Regions from separate parts of the Mus musculus genome. Here region 1 is linked to region 2. A link is a loop called in an ENCODE intact Hi-C map of the cell type or tissue named here. Cell type or tissue: heart. All regions are shown on one strand. Each heading gives the region's core, and the rest is flanking DNA. Links, peaks and the distances in the headings are about the cores only.

Region 1 (5,377 bases), core at 66-5,065, 190 kb before region 2:
TGTGTGTGTGTGTGTGTGTGTGTGTGTGTGTGTGTGTAGGCCAGAAGTGAATTTGAGGTGTCATTTCTCAGGGGCCATGTAGCTTGTTTTAGAGACAGGATCTCCAGTTCTGCTAGTCTGACTAGCTCATGCTCCAGGGATCCTCCACAGCCCACCTCTTCCTTCTCCATTCTTGAACTTAATTCTCACTTCTTCTTTTTTTTTTCCTTGTTGTGGGAGGAGCATGAGGTCATGGGTTTTAAATGGTTCCCACTGTTGGGCATTTACCGTCAGGAATTGCCTTCAGAGCCTGCCTCTACCATGGCCCATCAGTTTTCACCTTTTATATTTTGTTTTCTGTGTCCTCCAGTATTTCCTAATTCCCCTTGTGATTTCGTCTCTGACCTGACAGTTACTTAGGACTATGCTACGTAAGATCGACATATTTGCAAATCTTCCAGCTTCCCTCCCAATACTGAATTCTGATTCCATTCCTTTGAGGTTGGCAAGTGCACTCTGACTGATGTCAGTCCTTCTAACCTCAGTGGGTCTGGTTCTACAGCCTCACACTCAGTCTGTTCTGGAGAACTGTCTGTGTGTGTTCTTCAGAGGATCGTGAATACTTCGTTTCTGAAATATTTGAGGGCCAGTGAGATGGCTCATAAGACAATGGCTCTTGCTGCCAAGCCTGATGTCTTGAGTTCAATCACCCAGACCCACATGGTGGAAGGAGAGAACCAACTCCCACAAGTTTTCCTCTGACCTGCACAAGCCAGCATCATGATGCAGACCCCCATCCATTCACCCACACAAAATAAATACATACAGAACTGTGTGTGTGTAATGCAATATTTTATTTTGTCATCTGTGTGTGTGTTTGTGAGAGTGGGTGTGCATGTGTTCTATGGAGGTTTAGAGGACATTTTTTTCTTTTTTTTTTTTCCACTCAGACTGCGTTCTCTCCCTCTCACCCTCCTGAAGGAGGGAAGAACGATCATCAATGGCAAGAGGCAGCTGCAATCAAGCAGCACCTAGAACCGGCTTCACACTTAGGAGGGGACGCTACATCTCGTCCTCGTGGTTTCGGGTGCTCTACACAGTCAGAGAAACCTTTCTAGTAACGAACTATAGAAATGATCCCTGAAAGTATAGTCCTGAGGACATTTTTTTTAAGTAACTTACTTTTATCTTATGTACATTAGTGTTTTGCCTGCATGTATGTCTGTACGAGGGTGTTGAATCCACTGAAACAGGTTACAGTTGTGAGTTCCATGGTGGTGCTGGAAGAGCAGCCAGTGCTAACTGTTGAGCTGTCTCTCCAGCCCCTAGAGGACAATGCTTAGAAGTCAGTCATACAGTGAAACAGTGGGACTTTTACCTACAAAACCATCTTGCCAGCCCCAGTACTTGCCCTTCTTATATACACACACTAACACTCCCCGTCAGCTTTTGGGGTCTTGAATGTGAGTTGTAGGTGTTGTGTCTTCCTCCTTGGTGCTGGGCCACACACCTGGTGCTTCCCACACACCAGGTCACATCATTCTTGCACCAACCAAGATGAAAAGATGAAGACAGCAAGGTGCAAAGTGCTCAACGCCATGCCTGCTACTCTCCCTGGGTTCATTATTACACTGCCATTGTCCTAGCTTGACCCTTATCCCCGGAAGAGGTGATGGAATTGTTCCAGGCTGCCTGATACCAGAGCTGATATCCCCTGCCCCCTCCCCGTTCCCCTGTACTGGCGCCATCCCTGCTGTTGGTTCACCTTCCTTATCTGGTCATTTTAAGGATTACAATGGACTAAAGTTTTGGGTGATCCTGATTCTTCCAAGTGACTTGATGAGGACAATTCTTTGGCCTCAGCAGCTTAAAGTCATACCAAGGTTAACTTGAAACAGTAGAGCAAGGGTAGACTAGCAGCCGTGTAACCCAATGTCTTTCTCTCCCACTCCCTGTTCTACCCCACACCCCCTTGCAGAGGCAAAAGGCGACAAGGCTAAGTGGGTGTTCACGTGGCCCCTCATCTTCCTCCTGTGTGTCACCATCCCCAACTGCAGCAAGCCCCGCTGGGAGAAGTTCTTCATGGTCACCTTCATCACGGCCACTCTGTGGATTGCCGTGTTCTCCTACCTCATGGTGTGGCTGGTGAGTGATGGGAGCCCCTGCCTAGTGTCTTCCAAGCTGAGGTCCCACCTGAGGGCAAGCACCGGCCTTGCTGACCTCAACCTCTTTCTCATAGAGTGTGGTATTAACAGAGCACTAACATTTCCTGCTGTGTGCCCAAGGGTAGACCCTGTTCTTTGTTCCCTCTGAGGTGGGAATGGGCACTGGGAGGGGAGACATGCAAGAGACTGCTCTGGGGTTGGGGGATGAACAAAGTAACCGGCCCCTCATTTCTAGGGTCATCAGAAGAATATAAAGGAAGGAAATGATATCAGTGAGAGGTAGCCAGAACTCTCTGTCAAAAAGCTGCCCCTTTCTGTGTGCCAAGCACACAGCACAATTTTGTAGAAGCCCAGTTTTAGCCTGATAGCAGACCCATGAAATAAGTACTTTTAGCATCCCCATTTTACTGATAGAGAAACTGAGGCATGGAGAACTCACAGTTGTATGAATAGCTGGGGAGAGTTGAAAACTAGTGCAGGTTTCCAGCAGGGGGCCTAGGAGCAACTAGAGAGGACAGGGCTGGATTTCCATTCATTGGGAAGGGCATCTATCTGTCAGATGCTTGCAGAACATTAAGTCATTTCCTTTGCTTCCTAACACAGAGGCCCACAGGAGGGAAGGTGAGCAGGGCTTGTGAGGCAGTGGGGCCAGGAGAAGTTCTCTGTGGGCACAAGAGCCCCTTACCCTTTACCCTAGAGCAGTGCTCCCAACCTTCCTAATGTTGCAGCCCTTTAATATAGTTCCTCTCGTTGTGGTGACCCCAACCATAAAATTACTTTTGTTACTACTCCATAACTGTTATTCTGCTATTGTTGTGAATCTTAATGTAAATATCTGATATGCCACCCCTGTAAATGGGTCATTTGACCCCCCCAAAGGGCCGAACCACCCCCCCCCCCAGGTTGAGAACCACTGTATAGGAAGAATGCAGGTTAGCAGGAAGGATGGGCTGTGGGGAGCCACACAGGGCCTTGCATATGCTAGGCAAGTACTGGATCACTGAGCCACAAACCCTGCCCAAGAGAATAGATTTGAAGCCTAGCTCTACCTCTTAAGACCATTCAAACTGAGCAGGTGACTCACTGACCCAACTCCTGGAGCCAAGCAGAGCCCCTCTGTGAAGTTGGGGTGACCACCACTGCCTTTTAAGGCCATTGGCCTATTGTTAGGCACCCTGCTCCCCACGAAGCCACCACCTCATTTCCCTTCTCCCCAACCCTGTGTGTGCAGAACATAGCTGTTAGGATCCTGAATAGCACATGGAATGTTTTTTGTGGTTTTTTTTTTTTTTTTTTTTTTGGCGGGGGCGGGGGGAGGCTTGTTTTTCTGTGTTGGGAAAAGAGCTTGATGTAGTTTCTACCCACATCCCTAGAAAAAGACACCTCTCAAAAACGATAACTGTGCCTTGAAATAACTGAATCTCGTCTCTCATTTCCCTCAGTAGAATGAGTGTAGCCATCTTTATGTTTTAAAGGGACCGGGTGATGTTTCTTACTAAACCATGTTCCCAAAACATGACAAGTTAAAAAAAAAAAAAAGAGTATGTTGCGACATTTGAGTAGGGATGGGGATTAAAGATTTTGTGAGATTCTTCTCTTATTACGGAAAATGGGGTCAGTAGCTCTCAGTGGCAATGAGCTGGGACACTCCCACCTCCAGTATCTTCATTTACAAATCCGGCTTTTGTTTAGAAGACCAGACTCCTAGCCCAGGTTAGACTGGGGGCATGAGAGACACCCTGCTAGGCCAGTCTGACCTGTGGGAGGGCTTTGAATGTTGATGGCCTTGGTTTAGAACTGTCCTGGGGGTAAGAGTGTGTAAGAAGAGAGTGTCTCTGAGCTCACTTTGACTCTAAGGTGTGCCTTCTCTGGTGGTCCATGCTTATGGATAATGTCCTAATGAGGCTCCAGGGAGAAGTGAAGCACAACTGGGGACACTGGAGAACAAAGAGAAGCTCGGAACACAGCTCTGCTTCCTGTTTAAAGTCTGCACGTCTGGAGGCTTGGAGTACAGGCCTTGAGTCCAGGGTAGAAAAAGACCCATGTGATATCCCTGACCCCTGACCCTGGAGCATATGGGCATACACACAAATTGTGTGGATTATCTATTCCTCCACCCTGCTCCTTCTTAGCCATATGGTTCAGTAGTTATAAAAGGAGAGACAGTTCTAGGAACTCCATGGTAGCTTGATGTCTTAATTAGGGTTTCACTGCTGTGAACAGACACCATGACCAAGGCAAGTCTTATAAAGGGCAATATTTAATTGGGGCTGGCTTAAAGGTACAGAGGTTCAGTCCATTATCATCAGGGCAGGAACATGGCAGCATCTAAGCTGGCATGGTGCAGGGAGCTGAGAGTTCTACGTCTTCATCTGAAGGCTGCTAGTAGAAGACTGACTTCCAGACATCTAGGGTGAGGATCTTAAAGCCCACTCTCACAGTGACATATCTACTCCAACAAGTAGATATGTCACACCTCTAAATAGTGCCACTCCCTGGGCCAAGCATATACAAACCGTCACACTCGGTTACTACTCTTAAGATGTCTAGAATCACCTAGATTCTTCAAAACTCATCATCACAGCTAGTGGCTTGTGTGGACTTGATCATGATAGATCGGTTGTTCCTGTCCCTGTATCCCATCCCCTTCCAAGGCCAGGGCATGTTAGAAGTGTGTATTGTCTCATAAAATGGGGTGTATTTGTCCCCACTCAAGACCAGGAGTACCTGGTAGTGTGTAGGACCCACCCTCAGTGTAGCCAGTATGTTCAAACCCATCTGAAGTTCTTTTCCCAGGGCTCTTTTTGTAACGCACATGTACCAGCTGAACCTGGCACTTGGGAAGTGTTGTTAGTCTGGAGCTCTCAGAACCCTGAGATCTGAGTGCTCTCATTTTCTTGTCCCCATAGAATGCAAACAATAATTGAAACAAGAGGAAACATTGCACCAGGAGCATGTGGTACTGGCTTGGTACTCACATTACACTTCCTTGTTTCATCCTTGCTACTGAGCCCATGAGAGAGCTGAACCTCAGGGAAGCAAGTCCGTTTGTCCAGAGTCATACAGCAGTGGCTAGGACTGAGATCATTAACTAGTCCTGGTTTTGTTTCTGTTGCTGTGAAAAAATATACCTGGACTAGAAAGCAACCTAAAGGAACTTAGGACTGCATCACATCCACACTCAAGAATAGAGAAAAGTAAATATATAAATGCTTAGTACTTGGCTTTCTTTC
Region 2 (5,377 bases), core at 277-5,276:
GAGTCGGCTTCTGAAGAAAACATGACTTTACACTCAGCCCCCCACCCCCACTCCCATCCCACCCCCACCCCTGCCCTGAGACATTTTTGGTCCCATTGTGGTCTCCACCACTGTCAACCAGATAAGCTTCAATTTTTTATAAAAACACACACACACACACACACAAAATACTTTTTAAGGCCAGTAAGATGGCTCTGCTGTAAAGATACCTCCTGCCAAGCACGATGAGGTGAGTAAAAACCCAGGACCCACAAAGTAAGAAAGAGAGTACGAACTCCCACAAGATGTCCCCTGACCTCCACAACTGACAACTGTGCTCTAGTGCACACATGCATACACTAAATAAATATAAATTTGAATTTTACCCAAAAAAAAATTCTGTAGTTTATAGAGAACTGTGGCTTTTTCTGCTTTAGAAGCACAAATGGAGAAGACAACGTGTCACGGAAAAACCCTTAGGGCAGATTCTCAAGCTGTGTGAACTAATTACCAAGTATGATAGCATCAAGCACTAGCTCGAGCCCGCAAGACCCCAGAAGTCAATTCTCCCCACCACACATAAAGTGACTGCTGTAGTTGGAATATGACCCTCAAAGGCCTTGTGCTGCACCACAATTCCCAATGCAGTAATGCGAAAGCCGTGGGGCCTTTGAGAGATGTGTAGGCTATAGGACCTGCAGTACGGGAGTGTGTGCTCTTCCTGTGGGAGTGAGTTGGTTCTTGGAGGAGGTTAGTAATCCCGAGAACATATCCATCACAAGGATTTGACTTCCTCGGCTCTCTCTTGCTTCATCTCTACCACATGAGCTCTTCTTCCCTTCCCCTGTGCCCCAAGATAGCACAAGGCTTTCGCCAGAAGTCAAACCACAGGCCAAGATAACCTGTTTTCTTGACTAGTCTGCTAGTCGCTAAGGCATTTTCCCTCAGGGTTAGAGCCCCTGATAGGTTGCCCAAGCAACCCCATACCCATGTGCATACAGGCACTAACTAGACTCAGCTGGCATCTACTCTCTCTCTCTCTCTCTCTTTATTATTATTATTATTATTATTATTATTATTAGAAATGTGTGTGTGTGTAAGCCGGGCATGGTGGCACACGCCTTTAATCCCAGCACTTGGGAGGCAGAAGCAGGTGGATTTCTGAGTTTGAGGCCAACCTGGTCTACAAAGTGAGTTCCAGGACAGCCAGGACTACACAGAGAAACCCTATCTCAAAAAAGAAACGAGAAAACACACAGAATTGTAATGTGTAACTCAATGAACTCACAAAGTGAGCACATTCTGAACCATGAAACTGAGCCTGACCCACACCCAAGGGCACTCTGGAAACTCAATAGTGGTTTCTCCTGGTTTTATTTATTTTTATTTTATTTTATTGAATTTTTTTTTAGGACCTCTTCTTGCTCTAGTTAGCCTCCCTCACTTTGGTCATCTCTGCTCGCTCAGTCCCTGCTCGCTCCAGCCCAAAGATTTATTTATTATTATTATAATACATAAGTACACTGTAGCTGTCTTCTGACACACCAGAAGAAGGCATTAGATTTCATTGCAGATGGTTGTGAGCCACCATGTGGTTGCTGGGATTTGAACTCAGGACCTTCAGAAGAGCATTTAGTGCTCTTACCCGTTGAGCCATCTCACCAGCCCCATTTCTATTTTTTAAAAAAGATTTATTTATTGATTATATGTAAGTACACTGTAGCTGTCTTCAGACACTCCAGAAGAGGGAGTCAGATCTCTTTACGGATGGTTGTGAGCCACCATGTGGTTGCTGGGATTTGAACTCCGGACCTTCGGAAGAGCAGTCGGGTGCTCTTACCCACTGAGCCATCTCACCAGCCCTATTTCTATTTTTTGAGACAGGGCCTCACCATGCAGCTCTAGCTGTCCTGGGAACTCACTATGTAGATCAGGCAGGCATGAGTCTAATTTTATTTATTTTTGTTTAATGTGCATTGGTGTTTTGTCTGCCTGCATGTTGGTATAACGGTGTTGGATCCCCTGGAACTAGAGTCAGAGACAATTGTGAGCTGTTGTATGAGTACTGGGAATTGAACCTGGGTCCTTTGGAAGAGAAGCCAGTGCTCCTGACCACTGAGCTATCTGTCCAGCCCCTGTATTTTCTCTTCTTGCTCCCAATTCCTGTTATCACTATTCTGATCACATACCACTTACCTTTTCTTTTTATTTTTTAGAATTGTGCTGATTATATAACATTAAAAAATTTCCATTTAACCGCTCCCCCTTTTTCCATTTTGATTTTTAAAATATGTGTATGTAGGTGTGTAAAGGTGTCCAAGGAAGCCAGAGGAGGGCGTTGAGCCTCATAAAAAGGGAGTTGTGAGCTGCCCTGTGTGAGTGCTGGAACTGAACTCAGCCTCTCTTGGAAGAACAGCAAGCTCTCTTAACTGCTATGCGTCTCTCCAGACTCTCTCCCCTCCCCCATTATACCAATTTTAAATGTGTGCTACTGGCATTGGTAACACTGCATGCTTCTGCTACCATCAAAACTTAATGTCATAATCCCCGTCACAAAACCATTCACATCTCTCCCCGAAAAACACCCTACGATCCTCTGACCCCAGGCTCTCCTTGTGACCTCATTTCCTGCATTTCACAACTGGCCCAGCACCAGCTTTTGTGTCTGCAGCAGTTAGTTCCCAAAATGTCCTTCCCCTTCCAGTCATGCAGCTGGTTTCTATGGTCATGAGGGTAACCCTTCCTCAGAGCATCTGTTTTAAGCCAGTTGACTTAAAACAACCTAGAAGCCCTTCTTCTTGATCTAGACTCCTACCTAATTTTACCACCTGAGCATCTAAATTGGTGGAGAATATCTGTAATGCCAGCTCTAGGAATGAGGCAAATTACCACACGTTTGAGGAACAACCTGGGTTGAGTTCCAGAACAACCCAGAACAAGGTCCTGTCTTTAAAAAATAATTTAAATTTAAAAAAATGTAAAAAGAAGGGAGGGAGGGACTGGAGATATAGAAAGCTGGAAACATGCTTGCCTTGAATGAAGCCCTGAGTTTGATCCCCAGTACAGGAAGGAAGGAAGGAAGGAAGGAAGGAAGGAAGGAAGGAGGGAGGGAGAGCGAGGGAGGGGAGGGAGGGAAGGAAGGATGGAGGGAAAAAGGAGGAAAGGGGGAGGGAAGGAGGGAGGGAGGGAGGGAAGAAAAGAAAATGGGGAAGGAAGATAGACAGGGAGAATAAATTTGTTGGTTTTCTGGCTGATAGACAAACTTTAAATTGCTTGATAGCTAGGGCCCAACTATTTATTTTCTAAGATGCTTAGTAAAAATATTATTAATTGAATTAGACAGACAAGCATAGCTTCCTATGCCTATAATCCAGGTCCTTAGGAAATGGAGGCAGGAGGATCAGTAATAAAGGCCAACCTGGCCTATGAGACTTTGTTTCAAAAAAATCTAAGTGAAAAGTGAAAATTTTGTGTCATAAGGCTGGGGATTCAGCCCAGTCGTAATGTCTGTTGGAAAGGTGGGTCTCTTCTGTCAGTGATGAAGCATTTCCTTACCTCAGTGATAGACTGTATTCTGGGGCCCTCCAAAAGCTCTTACTTAGGTGAGAATCTCTGATCATAATGAGCCAGGCTGCTGCCATTGTGTTCAGTGGCCAAGGGGGATCAGCAGGACAATGAACACCTGACAGGTGGAGAGATTTTAGTGGCCAGTGGCAGAGAGGTCTGCTGTCGCCTTGCGGGTCAAGGGACTGCCACAGATATGCAGACAGGCTTGAGGAGCTAGGAGAGTTCCCTAACACCACTAGCATGGAAATGGGGACATCAGTCAACAACTCGAAGGGAATTTAGAGGTGGCTCTTTCCCGAAGCTTCCAAGGAAGGTCCCAAACTGTGACCAAAGAGAAACAGTAGCTATTGTGGATTCTCACTCCATTTTGCAGGTAAGTGTTGGGAGCCGCCCTCACATTTGCCATTACAAGATGGCGCTGACAGCTGTGTTCTAAGTGGTAAACATAATCTGCACACGTGCAGGGGCAGTTTTCCCGCCACGTGTTCTGCCTTTCTCGTGATGACAACTGAGCCGATGGGCTGCAGCCAATCAGGGAGTAATACGTCCTAGGCGGAGGATAATTCTCCTTAAAAGGGACGGGGTTTTGCCATTCTTTTTCTCTCTCTCCTCTCTTGCTTTCTTGTTCTTTCTCTCTCTCTCTTGTTCTTGCTTTTTCTCTCTCTTGCTCTTGCTTTCTTGTTCTTGTTCCTTTTCTCTCTCTTGCTCCCTTTGCTCTCTTGCTCTGGCTCTTGCTTCTTGCTCCTAAAGATGTAAGCAATAAAGCTCTTGCGCTCTGGCTCCTAAAGATGTAAGCAATAGAGCTCTTGCTCTCTTGCACTCTTGCTCCTGAAGATGTAAGCAATAAAGTTTTGCCGCAGAAGATTCCGGTTTGTTGCGCTCTTTCCTGGCCGGTCGCGAGAACGCGGGTAAGGGAATTTAGAGGTGGCTCTTTCCCGAAGCTTCCAAGGAAGGTCCCAAACTGTGACCAAAGAGAAACAGTAGCTATTGTGGATTCTCACTCCATTTTGCAGGTAAGAGAAACAACTTACTTTAAATGTTAAGGTCAAAGACCAATATAGTAGTACACGCCTTTAATTGCAGCGTTCCGGAGGCAGAGGCAAGCAGATCTCTCTTAGGCTAGTCTGGTCTACATTGTGAGTCCCAGGGCAGGGCTACAGAGAGACCTTGTATCAAAAATTAGAAGAAGGAGGAGGAGGAGGGGGAGGGGGAGGGGGAGGAGGAGAAGGAGGAGGGGGGGGAGGAGGAGGAGGGGGAGGAGGAGGAGGAGGAGGAGGAGAAGGAGAAGGAGAAGGAGAAGAAAGGAGAAGAAAGGAGAAGAAAGAAGAATCCTTATCATCATCCCTGGTCCCAGTGTTTGCCTATTAGACATGCTTGCCTACCAGGTGGAAACAGAAATTAACTTTTTAACATTACTGGGAGATGCAGACTCATCTGAGCTGCTTAGTAATTGTCCTTAGTAATTGTTTCTTCTTCATTCATCCCTGATAGCCCTTCGTAAGCAAACCTCACTGCCATCTTCAAATCCAACGCAGTGGTCAGAGAGTTTGTTCATTTGTTAACGTTTGCATCACTAAGGTCTTGTGTGTGCTAGGCAGACATTCTACCTCAGAGTCACACTTTTAAAACGTCTTAATTACACTTACTTATTTCTCTGTGTATAGGTGCTACGCCAGGTATGTGACCATCAGGGGACAACTCGAAGGAATTGGTTCTCTCCTTCTTCCCTGTGGGTCCTCCGGGTCTAAGTCAGGTCACCAGTCTTGACTGCAGGCATCTTTATCTGAGAAGCCACCTCTCCAGCCCTAGAATCACAATTTTCAATATCCAA

Evidence for each region. Peaks named below come from ENCODE experiments on the same cell type or tissue, not always from the same donor. Only the 100,000 strongest peaks of a DNase experiment are listed, where the experiment ranks them.
Region 1: it touches region 2 in a loop (2.9-fold over the local background); 2 of 42 quality-filtered maps call a loop at or near these places.

The regions. Positions count from the first base shown.
Region 1 is chr12:102,252,553-102,257,929 of GRCm38, forward strand. It overlaps Slc24a4 (solute carrier family 24 (sodium/potassium/calcium exchanger), member 4), which reads left to right. Exons shown (of 17, transcript NM_001362345.1): 13 at 1,958-2,124. It overlaps Gm25203 (a small nucleolar RNA gene), which reads right to left and starts at 1,135; the gene lies at 921-1,135. It also overlaps the pseudogene Rnu3b-ps3. In heart, for the core only: a CTCF peak has its summit at 2,627 (motif pointing right); no DNase peak of the experiment used is centred there.
Region 2 is chr12:102,443,025-102,448,401 of GRCm38, forward strand. It overlaps Gm30198 (a long non-coding RNA gene), which reads left to right and starts at 4,304. Exons shown (of 3, transcript XR_381856.1): 1 at 4,304-4,559. In heart, for the core only: no CTCF peak of the experiment used is centred there; a DNase peak (open chromatin) is centred at 2,607.